Regions from separate parts of the Homo sapiens genome. Here region 1 is linked to region 2. A link is a loop called in an ENCODE intact Hi-C map of the cell type or tissue named here. Cell type or tissue: IMR-90. All regions are shown on one strand. Each heading gives the region's core, and the rest is flanking DNA. Links, peaks and the distances in the headings are about the cores only. Region 1 holds the start of SEMA3A (semaphorin 3A). Region 2 has its middle 160 kb from the start of LINC03017.

Region 1 (5,392 bases), core at 95-5,094, 180 kb before region 2:
AAAGTATTACAAATAGCCAGTCACATCTTTGAGAACTAAAGTTGCATGTAAAACTTATAGGGAACATAAACTTGGATAAAGTGGACCATCAACTTAGACTTATTTGATGTCACCTTGTCAAGGAGTGAAAACAGAAAGCAAAACTGATAAAAACACAGACACCATAATATCATATACTATGGAAATAATTTAAAGACAGTTACTAAATTAATTAAATAACGCTACATGATTTTTTAAAACTTACATAAGTACAATTGCACTTCTGTTTGTTGATGTTTAAGTCTCTATTCCCAACTTGATACTCAGGAAAACATTACACCAAAAAGTAAATAGATATTCTAATTCAATGCATTTCATTTAACGAGCACTAAGTCCAAAGAAACACATTACTAGGTGTTTAATTTTCTAATTCAAAGTGTGAAAATTACATCTCTCTTCTGATTTGAGATCCTCATTCACACTAGGGCATTCAGAAAAAGATGTTCCCCATCATATGAGAATTAAAGAATATGTTTTGTGGCATAAGAGCAAGGTACAGTAGACAGACATCTCTACAAATACCTTCAATAATTTTTATTTTAACTTATAGGCTAAAAAATAAGCTTAATTAGAGCTTCTCACTGCTCCACCCCCAATTTTAGAAATCTGAGAATCATAAGAAATCAACACCTTAGGGAGTAAAACTACTTGAGTTAAAACAGTTTAATCTTCAACTCCATTTTAATAATACCTGAGTTATAGAAAGATTTACTGCCACTAAATGTATGTATATCATTTTGGGCTCTACTTTAGCATTACTTTACACATCATCTATCTATAAGACCTATCTAAGCAAATGTGGAACAAACATAAAAAATCCTCAATAAAAATAAGCACATACATTAAATTGTAACCAAATAAAGCACTAGTGATAAAGCTCTTTTTTCTCTCTTTAATTTATACTTTTCAAAAGAGAAGTTTACACAACTACCTATGCAAGCAGACAGTAATGTGTCTGCAGTTCTCACTGAAGTACATATAGAATTAAATAACATAATATTTCAAAGACTTTAGCTTTACACAATTAGCCAAATACAGTCTTTTGTACAATCATAAGGCACTGTGGAAAAACTAGTCTGTTCCATCCAGTTTATGTTCTCTTGGCAAACCATGATCTACTGCTTATGTTAAGCATCTGATTGTCAGATTTGAACAAACTGAATATTCATGATGACGATTAACCATTTCATGTCTAAAACTAAGAAAATGCAATTCATCATAGTAATTATAGGTAAGGCATGCACATCTACAAAGAGACCATTTTTGCATTTCTATTTTTAAGAAAATATTTTAATAGAATTAAAGTCGGAAAAATTAACAGGCATAAGATAGGATAATAAGATATACAGATCAGCGTGTACCAGGCATACAGCTCTTTTCAGCAAATGTGATTAAATGTTCTTTGTTTGCATTTAAGTTGTCATATATCAAACAGAAGACATGCTTTTTACAAAAAGCGTTTAAAGCATCTCAGAAAGATACACATAATCACGTCGGTTTACCAGGTTAAACTAAAGGTTTGATGATTTGGGGTTGGGAGGGAGTTCAAGGAATTAAGGGGGGGGGCGGTTATTACAAAGCTAACCAAATAAAAGAAAAATAAGATTTACCTTTGTAGGATAATTTCAGCCTTGGCACATTGTTCTTCCCATTCTGATAGTTTGCTCTTGCTGTAAGTAATACTCCCCAGAAAAGACAGACAATCCTAGTTAACCAGCCCATGCTGCAGACGCTGTAGGTCCCTTTGCTGCTTTAGTCTTCCTTCCTGTATTGTGCGGCCAGAGAAGTTCAAACAATCTGGAAACTGGAGGTAACAGGTGATTTAGGTCAGTTTCATTCATAAATGCAGACAATCAAGACCTCATGGCAACACTAACACCTCTTCTTCTGTAACAGTCACTGAAGCACAGAAACTTCAAACCCTCCAAAAAGAAAAAAAAAAAAAAAAATTCCGAGCCAGGCACCGGATAATGAGGCACAACTGTTGTGTGGAAAGAAAAAAAAAAAAAATTAACAAGGTCTGCTGCAGTGGTGCTTAAGAAGCAGTTCCTTTTATCTAAGCTCCTCTGATAGCCGGTGGCAGTCTCTAATCCTGCTCCCTGCTTCATTCGGCTCCGGGGAAGCAGAATGAAAGGGAAACAGAGAGAGAGAGAGAGAGAAAGAGAGAGAGAGAGAGAGAGAGAGAGAGAAACCGTGAGCAGCGCGGACTTTTCCTGTACGCATGTAGAGGGAGATGACACAAGATCCCACAGACAGGTTTCCCCAACACTCACTAGACTGGCTGACAATGGGAGAACAGGCGAGCTCAACCTACTCCCCTTCCCTCCTGTCACACAACACATGCAAAAAACATCTCGTAGAGATTAGAGCCGGGAGCAGAACCCTCAGGCGTGCCTGTGAAAGGCATGTAGCTATAAATTTACTTCCCAAGGCAAGCGTTGTTTTATAGCCATTTTTGGGTGCAATTTTGATTTTAAAAATCTGAATTCTGCTACCTACAAAATTTACAATTCATGCTCATTATACAATCCTGCTGAACTTGTGCATTGTATGTGTGCGTGTGTGTGTGTGTGTGTGTGTGTGTGTCTATATATCCTCATCAATACAACTTTAACCACTGAAGGTTTTAAAGCCTTGTTAGAGATCATTCCCTCCTCCCAACAAACCCCCTGGGCTCAACCACCCCCTTCCTCTGTCCCACTGCAATTTCAGGGAAGAAATTCCTACTAAAGCCCATTCCAACAATCAGTTCAAGACAAATATAGGTCCTTTGAGAATTATAAATTACAACGGGGGATTCTCAAAAGGATACTCAGAATTTAAAAACGTCTATGGTTTTCCAGCTTCTGGAATGCTCTGGCTAACATTTTCAATGCATCACATCTCATTAATTAAAGACACTTCCCTAGTTTTGGTTTAAAGGGCAGCGGAAGATGACAAAGTTCACAAAAGTCCCTGCTGAGTGTCAAGGAGTAACATGAAAAGAATATCTCTGTGTCTTCATGAGCTGCTGAAGGGTTACTAAATTTTCTGTGGGACGTATAGGCATGTATTCAGGCAGTCATATGAACACCATTAGTTCCTTCTGAAACAAGTAGTTGGCTGTGGCCTCTCAATTTTCTCTCTTATTTTTCATTCAGTTTTCCTCAAAGCTGATATTTTTACAAGAATCTTTAGGGGATGTATAAAAAAGTTAACAGGACAGAACTTTCTCTCCTTTATTCCCCAAATGATTCTGCCCTACCCCCTCCTACCACCACTCCCCACCCCCCACCTCCAGAACAGCACTTGGAATCCAGAGACTCAACTTCAATAGTAGGGAAACTTCTTGGCTGAAGGGAGAGAGTGAGTCTCACAATTAAAAACATAAACACCTACTGAAAGTGGCTTAGTATTCTTAAGAAAATGATCTAAGCATTGTCACTACAGCTTTCATTACTTAATGTCCACAGACCAATAGAGAAAGCACAGCGCTCGCTCGCTCTGCTTTCTCTCTCTCTCTCTCTCTCTCTCTCTCTGTCTCTCCCTCTCTGCCGTTGGATGTGTGGCTTGTGTGAATGTAGGTGGAGAAGGAGGAAGAGGAGGATTTAAAGAGGGGGAGAATGGGGAAAAGGGAGTAGGAATTCTCTCTCTACTTCACTAGATTGACTCATCAAACAGATCTTATTGTATTTGTCAGTTTCCTCAAGCCTATTGATCAGCCAGTATTGTTAAGAAAATAAAATCCAAAAATAATGTTGATTTTACTGATTCCCACACTTGTTATACTAGGCACTTTCACGCTCTAGGCAATGGATTAAGGCTACAAATGACAAGAGGCTTGTCTGTCTTCCATGGATTACTCTCTATAGACATTCATTCTGCAGAGGAATTCATGTCGCTTTGGGATTATTTCAAGGATTGGACTAATGAATTATCCTATTGAAATCTCACATATAATTAGTTTAAATGCTTTAAGTAGTTTTACCATTTTCATTAGTATATATTTTATATGTCTTAAAATATATTTATATTTTTACTCTTGTTTTCTAGAATAGAAGAGCAAGTTTTTGTCAAAACTAAACAGGATAATAAAATTTATAAGTGTATCCATTTCACCTGTGTAATGTCTAATCCTAAAACATTTTTATATGCTCCAAATAAAACAAAAGGCTGTAAGTAAATTTAGATAAAAGAGGGTCAAAAATGGCTCCATGGGGGAAGAAAAACATAAAATCTGGATTTTGAACCACAAAATCAGGACAAAGTTATTTCATTTCATAAAATGAATAATTTAAATTAATGTTGACACATGGAAGTTGGTAGCACAGACACCTCCATATACACACGATTTTTTATAAACTATGATATGATTATTTATATTTGATATTTTTCTTATCCTCCAAATTATTTATGATCTTCCTGTTTTTCCAGATGTTTAAAAGTTTCATAGGTTTGCATTTATATTTGCTTTTCTGCAGATTTTTTATTTAAGAAATGTAAAAATAGTATATTCTTCAGGCAAACTAACTGTCCTAGACTGATTAAATTATAAAATACTAGAAATGTCTGGCCACACACAGATAATTCAAATGTTAAATAAAAAATGAAAGAAGAAAGTAAATGCCTGAAAAACACTCACAAAAGCATTTGGAATATTATATTTCTACTGCCTTCTCATTCGACTTTGCTCAGAGTTGAATAAAATTGTTTAACTTTTTTTTTCTTAATATCCCCAAATACCTGAGGATAATCAAACTTCAACTTATTTCTCAACTAAAGTAGAAGCAAGGTATGGGTGGACCTGGATGGGCGGTGTCAGAATCTATCGGAATCTGGCTGCATGTGTACAATGCAGATTTTAATCCACTCCTCCAAAGATCACTCTTTTTTTTTTTTTTTTTTTTTTTTTTTGAGACGGAGTCTCGCTCCGTCCCCCAGGCTGGAGTGCAGTGGCGCGATCTCGGCTTACTGCAACCTCGGCCTCCCGGGTTCAAGTAATTCTCCCGTCTCAGCCTCCCGAGTAGCTGGGACTACAGGCACACGCCGCCACGCCCAGCTAATTTTTTGTATTTTAGTAGAGACGGAGTTTCACCGTGTTGCCCAGGCTGTTCTCAAACTCCTGAACTCAGGCAATCTGCCGGCCTCCGCCTCCCATAGTGGTAGGATTACAGGCGTGAGCCCCCGAGCCCGGCCAGATCACTCCTTACTCTGAGAATCTGTGGCCTAAATTCTGAAATTAGAAAACTTACTGTATTTGACACCATACACCATAACCATTGATTTTATTTTACTGTATCACTTACTACTTTTTAAAAGTCACAAATATTATATTGGCCTTTTTTTATTTTTTTATTTTATTTTTTGTGGAGAC
Region 2 (5,392 bases), core at 84-5,083:
TTCGTGTAAAAGTTAGATTTGATAGGCCTCAAATACAATTAAAAAGAAAAGGTTAGAAACATCTTGGTTGCTCTGTTGAATTCCCACTTTAACCATGTGCCAATTCTAGTTTTTCTTATTGTCTCAAAGCCATGCCAATTTATAAATATTTACCTTTTCAAGGCATTACATTTAATACACATTATTTTGTTTAGACCTCAAATATACCTTTATAATGTATATTTTTATTCTCATTTTATAGGGAAGGAAATAAAATTCATAGGGATGAAGTTGTAAGATGTAAAGTTTCTTTAGGGACAAAAATAAGGAGACATACAATGGTAATTACATAAACCACAAGTTAATATAGCATGTTCTAAGGCAGAAAAAAAGATTCTCAGTTCCCCTAAGTTTTTCCATGCTAACAACAGCTATGGATGAAACTACTAATTCATTTATTTGAAATAGATTAGTTGAGTATCTAGTATACCATATAGAACATATAACCATATAGAACATGAGAATGGATGATGGAGGGAGAGGGAGGAGGTAAATAGGTAGGTATATAGATAGGTAATATGTATATCTACCCTATCTAACATATATACATGGATGTACATTCATATAGGTTAGAAGCACTGGGTCACATCAGTAGTTATTGACAGAAACTCCTTCCAGTAATATTAGGTTTGTGCAAATAGATTTACATTGTTTTTTTATTATCTTGTTCCTTCAGAAACTTTTTACAGAATCAGATATGCCTTTCTGTACCAGCACGTTGATGTTTACTAGTGAACAACATATAACATGGCTCAGAGACTTTAATTTATGTCATATAGTATGGGGGAAGTAGACAGTTGAGGAATTTAAGACAATAAAATTGGAACAGTAATCATAATAACATTTAGAATTGGCAATTATCTTTAGTTTCCACCCAGATGCAGAATACTTGAGTTTTTTAGAAAGTAATTTTCTAACACAAAATTTTGAATTTTTATGTAAATTTGGAAAAGCATTTAGGTCTTAATTGTTCAGACTATAGCATCAACTCATAATTAAGATATAAGAAAATAAAATATTAAATCATGGAACATAATTATATCCATCTCATTACTTATATCAAGACAAGCCCTATATCTCATAGAAGTTGAGAAACAATATTATAATATATATTTGAATTTGAAAAAATCAATAAACACCTGATTGGATTTTTCACTTTGCTTTTAGGTTGTTATTTTGAAGACATTGGCTTTAAGAATATAAAGATGTTAATCTCCTTAAAACTTTTTCGGTTCCACTTAAAGTCAAACACCAAGCAAAGAGTCATATGCCTTTTAAAGATGAAGGGTTTCCTCACACTTACCTGCTAAAGGGCCTCTTCTTGATGAATAATTCCCTTTGTTATGTTAGACTGTCCCATGGATGGTTTTTTTAAATATTCTGGAAAGCAAAGCAAACAAATAATTTATAAAGTTTGAACTTTGACGCAAACTTGAACCTTCTTAGTAAACTGGTTTAATAAACAAAAAAGCACACTTCTGTCCTATTGCCAGCAGACTCTTCCATGACACCTTGGAAACATTACTGATCCTGTCTCTCAGGCATCGTTAACCTCTTTGTTCTCTCATCACTAGGCACTCAGAGCACTATTATCTCCCTCACTTCTTCCCAAATTGGATTCTCAGAGATTATTTCCACTATTTGTGTGTGTAAATTTGGCTCATGTCTTCTCACCCTCTGTTTAGCTGCCTTATCTTTTTAGACAAAATCTGTTCGCCCTCTTAACTGCTTTGGACATTTCCGGCTATCTTCTTTCACACTCTGGGGCTGTGACTCCCTCCTTTAATTTCCGGTTAACTCACTGTGAGTGAGTATTAGTCAACTTAGCATCTGGTTACAGAGCAACCAAGCTATTTTTCTTACAATTATCCTCAAATGCTCTTAAACTTAAAGGCTTAGTGTTTTGGCACAAGTTGAATAGGAATTCTGGATTCTACAGTTATCATGCTTATGTGACAGAGCAACCTCAGATTTGGAGGCCATGGCAAGAGGTTGAGTGGGTGGATACAATGGTGACTAGTTTAATGAGTCACTCATTGAGAGTTTTAGTGCTGAAAACTGCATTCAGAGAAACACACAAGTGGTTCTTAAAGGACATAGGCAAAATCATTTCATAGGTAGAAATCACCTGACCTGAAATTAAAACATCTGCAGCATGCCCTCTCTGTCTCAGGAAATCAAAAAACTTCATAGTACCCCGTGACCAAATAATTAAAAATATAGGTTAGTTTTTAAGTTTAGAACCAGAATATCTTTTCAAGTAAAAACTCAGTTGCTTTGGTGCTAGCTTGTATTACTGGCACTACTTCTCACTTCCGTCTTATCTCCATGCTTTTTGCCATATGAGTTTGCCACTCTTCCCTCAAAGGGGAACAGCATATTTCCCCACTCTGGCTATGAATTTCATCATGAGACTTGCTTTTGCAAATAGGATGATGTAAAAGTGACAACATGCCAGCTCCAAAAGCTGAGTCCTCAAGATATGTTGTATGTTTCCATTCGCTCTCTTGTCCTTTTGCCGTCACCATAAAATGTACATACCTGGGCTAACCCACTGGTTTCAAAAGAATGATGAAAAATACATGGAATGGAGAAGCCCTTGCTAAGTTGCCCCAGCCAAGCCCAGACTAAATAAGTGTCCCCAGTCAACCTGTAGAAACTAGAGTGAGCTCACACATCGGATAACTCCAGTGGACCAAGCTGATGGTTTCTTTAAGGCCACCAACTTTCCTGTAGTTTGGTATTCCATAATAGCTCTTCAATACATGTTGAATAGAATCATTTTTGAAATAAGCACAGAAATCAGTCATCTACAACCTTGCCCAAATTCCTACTTCATCAGCGTTACATGGACATATTTTCAACTAGGCATCTCTTAGGAAATGTCCGCAGTCATTATTAACAAAAAGCAAATAGGGTCAGTAACTTTTTATTATGGACTAAAATAACAGATATTTTCTGAAATAATATGAGATCAGCCTGACTTACCCCAAAGTAAATTTATATTTTTGATCACACAGTAATTTATGAATAAAAGTAATTTATAAAATCATGCCTTTGAAACGTTGGCAAAGCTCTAAATTTGTTCCTGAATTTCCAAATGCAGACAGTACATCATGGTGGTTAAGAATAGAATTGCAATAATACAACCAAGGATATAAGCCCAAATGTGCTACATATATTTATCCTTGGAAAATAACTAAGATTTTCTGAGCTTCAGATTTTTATTGCAGAGGAAGTTAATAATAATAACATTCAATTTTCATATAATGCATACATAGTACTTTGTCTAGTGTCTGGAAAATAAAAGTGAGTACTAACATTTTCCAAGAAAGTTTAAGTTACATTCATTAACATTAGTATTTACTATTTTGTATTATATTTTTTAACAAGTAGTTGTTGAAAATATGGCATGAGATGAGTTTGGCTTTAGGTGACAAGAAGATTAGCAAGGAAGTCCTCAAGTTTGAAGAAAGGGCCCAGCTAAAAGAGTCATTGAAAAAGCATGGTCAACAAGGCCTGGTCATGAGATCACGGGAGAGGAATGGATTTCAGGCAGCATCTCATGGGCAGAAGCCCAGAGGAGAAAACAATGTAAATAGAGAATGAAACTCATGCAAACTTTAAGACACTGCATGTCAATGAGAACAAAAGTTGGTAATTGATTTGTGAAAGACAGTATGTATCAAAAATGTGAATGTGTGTATCCTTTACCCAACAATTCCATTCAAAGAATTCTTTAAAATAATAGCAATAAATATGTGTGCAAAGATATTTATACCCAAAGATGTTCACTGATGCACTGCTGATAATAGTGGAAGTAGAAAACTTGTATGTCCATCGAAAAATATATTTAAGTCAATTATTGAATATGAACACTGTACCCATTAAGATACATATATTAAACACATATCTTTCATACACTTACATTTTATGAATTGATGTGTGTGTGTGTATGTGCATACGCAAGTACAATGAAATGTTTAAAAGGACAATGACCATCTAGTTTAAAACTGTCTCTGGTTTATAGGTGTTGTGCTTATATTATCATCTTTATAGTGATCTGCATCTATAGTTAAGCTAAAATAATGATCTAAAATTGTTCTGATCACAAAAATATAACAGTAAACCATTTAAGGTATTTCTAAAAGTATTCTTTTAAGAGAGAAGAGTTGGACTTAGATGTAAAAATGGAAAAGCAAGCTTCTAATAATATAATTGGCCTAGTGGATTGGTAACTTTGTAAGGTTGATGATAGGTATATTTGGTGGAAGTAATTGTTTTTAAAGTATATGATTGACAGTATATAGGGAATCAGAGGCTTAACTGTGCTTGTGAGATGTATGTAACTGGATCAGCCACTCTGCCATAGCCTCTGCATGTGACAGAACCCTGTGCACTATGACTCGTTATCTGCAATCCTAGGGAGGAGACGTGTATGTTTGAAGCATAAATTGGTACTTCAAAGAGACTGTTTCAGGGAATAAGTAATATTTTATTTTATTTTTTATTTTTTTGAGACCGAGTCTCACTCTGTCACCCAGGCTAGAGTATAGTGGTGCCATCTCAGCTCACTACAATCTCTGCCTCCTTGGTTCAAGCTATTCTCCTGCCTCAGCCTCCTGAGTAGCTGGGATTACAGGCACCCGCCAACACATCCAGCTGATTTTTGTATTTTTAGTAGAGATGAGGTTTCACCATTTTGGCTAGGCTGATCTCGAACTTCTGACCTCATGTGATCCACCCACCTTGGCCTCCAAAAGTGCTGGGATTACAGGCATGAGCCACTGTGCCTGGCCAGAAAAAGTAATATTATTGAGGGCATTGAGTGCGCAAAGTACCAAGCTCCATTCATTGTTCACGTATGCCACCTTATTTGTCTTTCTAATAACCCTATGTGATGACTGCTGCCAGTCACTAAAATCTTCTTCAGTATCAGGGTTGAACAGAGTGCTTTGGGGAATTATTTCATTTGATCTATATGCCAATCCAATGTGGTAGGTATTCTTTCTTTTATTAAAATTTATTCTTATTTTTATTTGACACATCATAATTGTACTTATTTTTGGGGTACTGTATGATATTTTAATGCAAAGATACCATGTGTAATAATCAAATCAGGTTAATTAGTATATTCATCACCTCAAACATTTATCATCTTAGTGTTGGGAATATTCAAAATTCTATCTTCTAGCTATTTGAAAATATACCAAAAAAAGTTAACTGTAGTCACTATAGTGTTGTTAACTACTGAACACTAGAAATTATTTCTCATATTTAGTTCCAGTTTTGTACCTGCTAACCTGTCTCTTCCTATCCTTAATCTGCTCTACACTTCCCAGCCTCTAGGAAC

What was found. A loop is a pair of places that touch in the nucleus more often than their neighbours do. Peaks named below come from ENCODE experiments on the same cell type or tissue, not always from the same donor. Only the 100,000 strongest peaks of a DNase experiment are listed, where the experiment ranks them.
Region 1: it touches region 2 in a loop (2.5-fold over the local background); 2 of 110 quality-filtered maps call a loop at or near these places.

Annotation. Positions count from the first base shown.
Region 1 is chr7:84,192,826-84,198,217 of GRCh38, forward strand. It overlaps SEMA3A (semaphorin 3A), which reads right to left and starts at 1,964. Exons shown (of 17, transcript NM_006080.3): 1 at 1,650-1,964. The coding sequence starts at 1,761. RefSeq lists an enhancer at 2,078-2,885. In IMR-90, for the core only: a CTCF peak has its summit at 2,270; DNase peaks (open chromatin) are centred at 2,286 and 3,526; H3K4me3 peaks cover 3,837 bases; H3K27ac peaks cover 3,355 bases.
Region 2 is chr7:84,370,482-84,375,873 of GRCh38, forward strand. It overlaps a transcript of SEMA3A not described here. Among named protein-coding and RNA genes, the nearest start is that of LINC03017, 160 kb to the right of the region's middle. RefSeq lists an enhancer at 1,211-2,410. In IMR-90, for the core only: no CTCF peak of the experiment used is centred there; a DNase peak (open chromatin) is centred at 1,960; H3K4me3 peaks cover 401 bases; H3K27ac peaks cover 601 bases.